Linked DNA regions of Homo sapiens: region 2 is linked to region 1. A link is a contact called in ENCODE Hi-C or POLR2A ChIA-PET data. All regions are on one chromosome and are shown on one strand. The core of a region is the stretch at or near the end of the contact, and the rest is flanking DNA. Distances in the headings are between cores, read along the strand shown.

Region 1 (4,425 bases), core at 1,052-3,551:
ACATTTGAGAGGCTGAGGCAGGGTCGGGAGGGCTGGTGCTCACCCGGATAGCCCACGGATGGGTGCAGGAGGTCCATGGCGGGCCCGGCCAGGCCCAGCCCGTTCATGCCGTATGGGGGTTGTTTGAGGTAAGACATCATGCTAACAGCTGGGTGGAGGCGCCCCGACGGATCCAGGGGGCCCGGGGCCAGGAGCGGTGCAGGGCTCCCACCACGCAGTCCTTCAGGGTCTGATGCGTCTGGGGGCCTGGCCTATGAAGACACGAGACACACGGAAACCGTCAATCGGAGCCACTTGGCTGCCAAGTCTTGCCCCGGGATAGACAGGGAAGGCAGGTTACAGAACTGCGCAGGGTGGTCAACTGGGATCCACAAGGCCTTAGCCCAGAAACCACAGTTACTTTGAAAAGTAAAGTTTTCTGGGTCGTCTGGCTCTAGGGTTGGAATGAGCCAAAGACACTGGTAGGGAGTCCATAGGAGTAAGGAGAAGTTAAAAGCAGGGCCAGGCTGGGGAGGTCAGAGCCAGAACCGCGGAGTGTACAAGCTCCCAAGTCCAGGCAAAATTCTGAATCCGGCAGAAGCCAGCTTCATGTTGCACAAGCAAAGGTTCACTTGGTGCCCGGACGGCAGGCCGCCCAGAGCATGAGGCGTTGTTTCATTTTGTTTCACGTGTTTTTGAAAAGGTAGAGACTACAAAGGGCCAATGTGGAGGGCTAATTGCACTTCTTGTCCACTTAGACACTTGGTTCCTTTAAAGGTCTCCAGGGCTGCGCCCCTGCCCCAGATCCCGCAATCACCACTCCAGCTGACCTCTCTGTGCCCAGCCACTGAAAGATCGCTGACGCGAAATCCCACCGCACCTCAACCGCAGTAACGGGCCCAGGCTTCGCAGAGGGCCAGAGGACGCCGAAGGGGCCACTGTAGAGGGGGGCGACCCCAAGATGCGGCCTGAGGTCGGGAGCGCCTCAGCTGCGGCCAGCGTCCTTCGTTGCCAGCGCGCACCCGGCCTTCTCTCTGCCCAGTCTGGGCTGCGGACCGCAGGGTCCCAGCAGGGGGTGAAGGGTGACTGGCCTAGCACCTCAAAGGGTCTCGGGGATTTGTGAAGCCGGAGGGCAGCAAGTCGCGTGCTGCCATCCTTGTAGCTGAACCCGCGGCCCCAGGACACGGTCGAGAACAGAGAACTAGGCCTCAGCGGCGTAGCCCACGCAGACCCGAGCTGGGAGGTCGAAGCCTCGCCCCCGCCGCTGCCGGGAACCCGGGGTGCCACTCTCAGGGGTCAGGGAGGGGCGCTGGAAACTGGGCCTGGGGCCCTGGGGGGCCATCGCTACACCCCGCTTAGCGGGATCGCTGTGAAGCAAGCCAGGGACTCGGGCTAGGACGTTCAAGGAGAGAAGTTAGAGCTAAAGAAGCTCCCCCCAGCCCCGTTCCCGCCCCCGTCTTCTGGGACCCAAGACCTGGGCTGAGGGAGTCCAGCTTGTAGGAAGGGGACCGGAAGGGAAGCAGCCAGGGCTCTAGGGCCGAAGGAAAATGGGACTCAAAGCTGCGACGGCTTTGCGAAGCTGCAGCGTGAGTTTTCAAAGACTTTCTCCAAACTTAGCACTTCAGCTTGGTTACTTCGGAGGAGGCGGGGGAGGGGGCTGCGGGCCGCGACAGCGCCCCGGGGTCCTCGGCTCACCAAGAGGGGAGCCAGGCCGCTCCCACAGCCCCGACCACCTGCTGGGGACCGGGGAAGCCGGGATCCATTTGAGGAGGGGGAGATAAGGGTAACCAACGCGCTCCCGGAGTCCGGGGTGGCCCCGCGGCTTTCTCCTTACCTGCCCTCAGCTGCCGGGGCCGTTCACCATCTACCTGGATCTCTCACAGAGACCCGCCGGGCAGCCAACCTGCAAAACAGAGCAGCACTGGAATTACCCTGGCGGCTGGTCTAGGACCCCCAGGTTTCTTTCTTTTCCCAACTTCCTTCTTCCCACCTCTATCTTTTTTTTCAATGGCTTTGTGCGTGTCCTTCTGGGTTTCACTTTATTGCACAGACACTTTGTTTGCTAAGCCCCACACGTTCTCAGGACATTGCCTCGCCTGGGATCGCGCCGAGGGGCCGCAAGGGGGGGAATTCGAGGGGCAGAGTTGGGAGGTGGCTCGGCGTTGCCGCGGCACTCCCGGTGCAACGTGGAGGCAGTGGGGACTGGGAAGTCCTGCAGAGTCACTTTGCAAACTAAATAAATCAAGCGATTTACCTTGTCGGAGTGGCTTGTCTTGCTCGGTTGTTTAGGTGATTGGAAATGTAGCCTGATGAAGATTGATCACCTTTCTACTGCCCTCCCCGGGTATGTGAACGCGAGGCGAGTGCGTAACGGGGCTAGGCCGCCAATCGGGGGCCCCGCGCGGGCTGAGTGACAGGGAGCCGGGCAATGGCTGCGCGAGCCGGGGGTTACCTCCGCGCGCCCCCGCCCTCCCCCGCCCCCCACACCCCGCCCTCCCCGCCCTCCCGCCCCGCCCCGGTCGCGCGCTAACTCCGGGACTCGGCTGGCAAAAGCGGCGCAGAGCTAGGCGAGGAAGGCGAGCGGAGAGCCCGAGTCCTGGCCGCGGAGGGGGCCGTGGGTCTCCAGGCCTGCCCTGGGCGCCCCCGCCCTTCTCGCGCTCTCGGCGCTCCGGAGGGAGTGGCAGGGAGGAGGCGAGGTGCTGGAGAACCGGTTCCTTCGCTCTCCCGCGCGCTACAGGGCTCAGCCGCTCGGGTGTGGGCGCCAGGACCCGGGGGCGGCGGGCTGGAGGAGCCCGGGCCTCGGCCCCTCTCCCGGCGCCGCGGGCCCCAGCGTTTTCTTCCCCGGCGCCGCCACCTGAGACCGACGCCGCGGGCTGCTCGTGCCGGCGCAGGCTACTTTGCAGAGCGCGGGAGCAGCTCCGGGCGTGCAGATCTCTCCTCGGCCCCTCCGGACTCTCGCGCCTGGGAAGAGCACCCACTGGGAGGGCGCCGCCACTTACCTGCTTGCTCGTCGGCATCTCCCGGGGTTCCAGGTCCCCACCAAGGGTGTTTGCAAGTCTTAAGCGCTTCTACTGAAACGTTGGAGCCCAGCGTCCTCTTCCCCTCACACGTACACCCTACTTCTTAATTGAAACATTTTGATAGGAAAGTTTCTTTTTCGCTCTTTCTCTCTCTTTCTTAGACTGCCTCTAACAGGGACTTTTTGATGGAAAATGTGGCCACAGACCCCTGCCCTCAACTTTTTTCCACATGCTGCGTAAGGATCCTCCTTGAGGCGATTTCCCCGGATTGTTCGTACGGGCGAAGCCCATTTCCCACCCGAAAAAACTTCCCAAACACGTCTACCTGGGTGGACTTTTAAAAGTGCAAAAAAGAGTTTTCGTTCCAACTCTAAGCTAGGCGAATCTTTTAAATGGCACCTCCTCCTGAAAATTAGGCACTTTATTCCCTTTCGAGGAATTTCTACCCCTTGTTTCTAATCTCCCCCACTCCCCCACCCCGACAGGCGGGGTAAAAAGTTTGCACAGGATTAAGTGTGAGGGCAAGTCAAGGAGCCTCCAGGCGCATCGCAGTGGGGAGCACTCGCGCTGCCCGGGCTGCGGGGTCGGGCGCCGAGAGCGGACCGGGCGCTGGGTGAGGAGGAGGAGAACGAAGGGGGAGCCCGCTGAGTGAAAAGGGGCCGCGGCCGCCGCTCATCAAAGTGCTTCCCCCTCCCCCAAGCGACACTTTCCTTTGGAGTCCGAATAAAATACGGTAACAGAATATGATGGAGGGCACACTGTTTCCTTAACTGCTTCTCAAAGGACCCGGGAGATCTTCTTAGGACCTTTAATAAGGCTTTGGTCGGTTCTTTTGTTGATCTCTCAAAATCAACTCCTTCTAATTGAAGTTGGAGCTGAAAGCGAGCTAATGTTCAAAGAAAGTGGCCGCCAGACCAACGAAATTACATTTTTTTTTTGACGATGAGGGAACATCTAATCAAAGAGGCAGGGGAGGAGGGGTGGGAGTGGGGGCGTACGAAGGAGAAAAGGAGGTTTTACAAGATCCTTCTCTGGTTCACAAAAGTCAGCGACACGGGCGCTTCTCTACAGAACAAAGACACCGCGGCCCATTCACAAAAGGGAGAGAAAGAGAGAAAGCTGAATAAAAGAACGAGAGAAATGGGGAAAAAATGAGAGAGAGAAGGAGGGAGAGAGTGAGTGAGAAAGAAGCTTTAAGAGGAAAAGAAACAGTGCAGAGCGCAGCGCTAACCCAGGCGGGGACACACCTTAGGCTCGCGCAGGCCCCTACCAGGAGTAGCCCGCGAGGCCCGCGGTCAGCCGCCCGCGGCTCGGAGCCACTGTGATCGTGCTGAGGTTTAAAGAAAGCAACGAAATATACCCCTTCCTTAGGTTCCGAGGAAAGGCGCCGGCTGGAGCGCACTAGTTTTGGGGGAAAGAATATGCG
Region 2 (4,834 bases), core at 347-2,846, 910 kb after region 1:
TCACCCACTTCAGCCTCCCAAAGTGCTGGAATTACAGGCATGGGAGGGATTTTTTTTTTCTTTAAATTGAGATGAGGTCTCACCATCATGCCCAGGATGGTCTTGAACTCCTGGGCTCAAGTAATCCTCCCATCTCAGCCTCCTGAGTAGCTGGAACTACAGCTGTGTGCACCACACCCAGCTAATTGTTCAACATTTTTGTAGAGACAGGGTCTTGCTATGTTGCCCAGGCTGGTTTCTAACTCCGGGGCTCAAGTGGTCCTCCTGCTTCAGCCTCCCAAAGTGCTGGGTTACAAGTGTGAGCCACTGTGCTGGGCCAGAATTTATTTATTTATTATTTTTAAAGAACCTTCATTTCCTCTGGCAATCTGCTTGGGGACATGCACATGAATCTCATGGGAGAACAAGAAAACGTTTCCTTTTTGTGTTCTCCACTTTCCCTTCCCTTTCCAGAATCTAGGCCCTGGTGATTCCCTTCAGGAGGCAGGAAAGCGATTCCTTGAAGAACAACAGCCGTCACCTTCCTTCCCAGTTGAGCCAGAAAGGCCCCACAGCTCTGCCACAGATGCTACAGAAAATGTTTCTGGCCTCAACTCCCCAGGGAGGGAGTAAGCCTTGGGGTTAGTTCAGTTGCACAGTTCCACGTCTGTTAGCAGCCACTGGTTCTCTTACTCCAGCTATGTTTAGCTTTGTTTGACTATCTTCCATGGGAACACAACTGCATTAGTGTTCCTTTTCTCAGTTCTCCATTTCAAAAATTTTTATTTATTTATTTAATTTCTGAGAGGGGGTCTTGCTCTGTCACCTAGGATGGAGTGCAGTGGCACAAACACAGCCTCACTGCAGACTCGACCTCCAAGTTCAGCCTCCTGAGTAGTTGGGATCACAGGCATGCACCACCATGCCTGGCTAATTTTTTTATTAGTAGTAGAGACAGGGTCTCCCTATGTTGCCCAGGCTGGCCTTGAACTCCTGAGTTCAAGCAATCCGCCCGCCTCAGCCTCCCAAAGTGCTTGGATTATAGGCGTGAGCCACCGTGCCCCGGTATCGGTTCTCCATTTATAACAACTTGTCACCAAGAACCCGAGACCCAAGCTTGGGTCAATGGTTGTCCAGCTAGGATGAGAATAATGTGCTGGCTATCTGGGTACTGTGGACAGCCTGGAAGCCCCATGTGGCAGCCAACTTACTCATTTTGCACACTGCACCCAGAGAAGGGTGGCACTGAGTGGAAAGTGAGGCCAAGGTCATCACAAACAGCATCAGGCTCTACAAAGAGTGACAGCAACCTGAAGCACAGAGACAGGTCTAACATGGATGCAGGATGTAAGTGACGTTGGACCTAGTCTTAGGTCACATCTGCATACAAAAATCCTCACTACAGGAACTGTCATTATTTAAACACATGAGCAAGGACACAGATTTTTGAAATAAGCACTTATTCTTTTGAAGGGTCTAAAAGGTAGAATGTAGAGATGGAAGACAGTAGACCTGAAATTCCTTCCTGACCACGGCCTTGTACAAATCTTCTGCCCTGTCTGTCCAGATGTTTCCTCATTTTTGACCAGATGCTAAAGCCTCCAAATCAGTCATTCTGAGATCCATGCCAATTCTTAGCCATGATTCTAAAAATAGCCAGAATAGAAATAATATACAATCCTCATATTTATGCTTACTTCTTTAATACAAAAACAGTGTAATAACAGCATGAAGGAAATAATTTAATGATTTTAATTTTTCAGCCTAAAATTATTTTAAACTAATGGTTTCACCTTGTTCCACTTGAGTAATCAAATTCATATTTTCCCCCTTGCCATCTCTCCCCCACCTGCATCCTGTGAATCAACAGAAGTTAAAACCCTAACACCAGTGGGAAACAGAAACTAGCCAAGAGCATGTAAAACAGAAACAAGACAGGCGTGGTGGTGCTGAGGTGGGAAGATCACTTGAGCCCAGGAGTTCAGGCTGCAGTGAATAATGGTTGCACCATTGCACTCTAGCTTGGGGGACAGCGTGAGACCCTGTCTCTATATTAAATTTTAAAATATAATAAAAGAGAAAGAAAATGCCTAATTACAGTTCTTGGTGAATAAATGATGTAAATGCCCATATTTTACTACCTGCTCACGTATAGCGTTAGTATTGTAATCAGATAGTTTATGTACCAAACTTGTAAGTTATGCCAGTTGGGACCATTTATCTAACAGGAAGCAGGCCCAGGCAGGTTCCTTTGCAACAAAGGATGGTTCAATGTTGCATACAGTTGAGTTGCCATGAGAGACAATTATGGCCATCCCCAAATAAGGAAAACTTGATTGCACTTAGATAAAAATTGCGATTTTTCAAATTTTGAGGTCAAAACCTGTATACTCTACAACTAGAGGTAAGCTTAAGCTAATTATGTTCTATTTGAGTCTTCCCTTCTGCTGACTAAATCACCATTTAAAATATTTGTAAACCTTGGTTGTAAAGTTGGACACCTAAGAATTCAAAATAGCAATTGTCCCACAAAGCCCCATCCCTTCCAGTATTGTGTTCTTTTAGGAAAGTATTCAATTATCTCTCAGCTGATCCTAAGATTCCTTCTATATCTTGTCCCTTTCATTTGTTTAGATATTTACTATACACTTTGAGGCTGGGTGCAGCGGCTCATGCCTGTCATCCCAGCACTTTGGGAGGCCGAGGTGGGTGGATCACCGAAGGTCAGGAGTTTGAGACCAGCCTGGCCAACATGGTGAAACCACGTCTCTACTAAAAATATAAAAATTAGCTGGGTGCGGTGGCGCATGCCTGTAATCCCAGCTACTCGGGAGGCTGACACAGGAGAATCGCTTGAACCTGGGAGGCAGAGGTTGCAGTGAGCAGAGATTGCACCACTGCACTCCACCCTGGGCGACAGAGTGAGACTCCTTCTCAAAAATAAATAAATAAATAAAAGGCTGGGCATGGTGGCTCACACCTGTAATCCCAGCACTTTGGGAGGCCGAGGCGGATGGATCATGAGGTCAGGAGTTCAAGACTAGCCTGGCCAAGATGGTGAAACTCCGTCTCTACTAAAAGTAAAAAAAAAATTAGCTGGGTGCGGTGGCAGGTGCCTGTGATCCCAGGTACTCAGGAGGCTGAGGCAGGAGAATCGCTTGAACTCAAAGGGCGGAGGTTGCAGTGAGCCAAGATCGCGCCACTGCACTCCAGCCTGGGTGACAGAGTGAGACTCCATTTCAATAAATAAATTAAAAAGAAAAAAAAACATACAAAAAGATACTTACTGTACACTTCAGAAAACAGTATTTTCTAACATCGGTTTAGCATTTATTTCCCTTTAATTTCTATTTATATTATTTTCTAAATGTTCACTCAGGTGTAAAAAAATAACTTCAACAATTAATAGTTTGACATGATGTCAGCTATTTAAGATACTCAACATCATCCTCTGCTTTTCACCACCTTCTTGCATTTGGGGGTGAAGAGTTAAACTACTTTTTTTTAATGCTGGAACTCTTTTTGAATCATTATTAAAATAAGACTGGGGGAAGAGAGGTTATATAAAGGAAATAAAGAGTCTATAATGGAATTTAGGCTTTTGCTGTTACAGCTGAGAAGAACTAGAGCTTCCAAGGAAAGCCTGACCTAAGAATAAGGCCAAATCTTTTGCTTCGTATCAACACAACGCTACCAAAATCTGGAGTTATTTTCTGACTTTATTCTGAAAGCTAACTTTTAGCTTGGCTGGACTGTTTTTTTCTTTTCTTCTCTCATCTTTCTCTCTCTCTCATCTCTCTCTCTCTCTCTCTCTCTCTCCTTTTCTTTCTTTTTTAGAGATGGGCTCTTGCTGTTGTTGCCTGAAGCCCCAAACTCCTGGGCTCAAGGCATCCTCCTTCCTCAGCCTCCTGAGCAGCTTGGACTTGAGGCCTGTGCTACCACACCTGGCTAACGGGCAGGAATCTTTCTAAACAGACTGAATTTAGAGTGCTTATTGCTCAAGCAGGGATAATTTCTACAAGGTCCAGTTCAGGCTGAGATTTTTATTTTGTCCCTAATTTCCTGAAATCAAAACAAGTGGTTTTAATCTAGGATCGCACAGGTAGAAAACCTAGTGGGGTCTCTGGGAACTTTATACCTGTTTTCTCCTTCCCTGGTCCTTTCTCCATGCTTTTATTGTTACCAGGGAGATGTCCTGGTTTAATGTAAGTGTCCCTTACAAAACTTTCTAAGAACTTACTCCCAGAAAATACAAAAAATGATGATAGCCAATTAGGCAAGAGAGGGGGTAATTTAGTCTTATACTTTCTCAGAGGGAATACAAATTAATACAGCCTTCCTGGAGAGGAATTTGGCAATGTTTATCAAAGTTAAAAACTGTGTACTAGGCCGGGTGCAGTGGCTCACGCCTGTAATCCCAGCACTTTGGGAGGCTGAGGCGGGTCAATCACTGGAGGTCAGGAGTTCGAGACCAGCCTGGCCAACATAGTGAAACCCTGTCTCTACTAAAAATACAAAAAAAAATTAGCCGGACGTGGTGGCAGGTGCCTGTAGTCCCAGCTACTCAGGAGGCTGAGACAGGAGAATCACTTGAACCCGGGAGGCGGAGGTTGCAGTGAGCTGAGATTGCGCCACTGCATTCCAGCATGGGTGACAGAGTGAAACTCTGTCTCTAAATAAATAAATAAAACTGTGTACTCCACTTCTGGGAATTTATTCAAGGAAAGTCAACTCTTTTCCTAGTTCTAGCCTTCTTTCTGTACATTAGATTGATGGGTCATTAACTGTTCTTAGTATGTTTCTGTATTTTCATAATAGACTATAATAAACATATATACCTTTGATAATAAAAAAT

What was found. A loop is a pair of places that touch in the nucleus more often than their neighbours do. ChIA-PET counts read pairs that join two places held with the same protein, here RNA polymerase II (POLR2A).
Region 2: a loop to region 1 is called in a map with no recorded cell type, with 2.8 times the contacts of the local background. The contact joins the enhancer-like site here to the promoter of OTX1 in region 1. A Hi-C loop is called at or near these places in 1 of 37 single-sample maps with no recorded cell type. POLR2A ChIA-PET finds 5 or more read pairs at or near these places in 1 of 52 experiments (A549).

The regions. Positions count from the first base shown.
Region 1 is chr2:63,048,706-63,053,130 of GRCh38, reverse strand. OTX1 (orthodenticle homeobox 1) reads right to left here and starts at 2,301. Exons shown (of 5, transcript NM_014562.4): 1 at 2,234-2,301; 2 at 1,814-1,882; 3 at 44-251. The coding sequence starts at 140. RefSeq lists a silencer at 2,276-2,935 and enhancers at 3,052-3,799, 3,800-4,425, 3,163-4,425.
Region 2 is chr2:62,138,018-62,142,851 of GRCh38, reverse strand. No RefSeq gene overlaps it. Among named protein-coding and RNA genes, the nearest start is that of B3GNT2, 56 kb to the left of the region's middle. RefSeq lists an enhancer at 697-786. Within about 2 kb of position 1,596, at least 3 of the 41 ENCODE cell types and tissues checked have a DNase peak (open chromatin) inside an H3K27ac peak, as active enhancers do.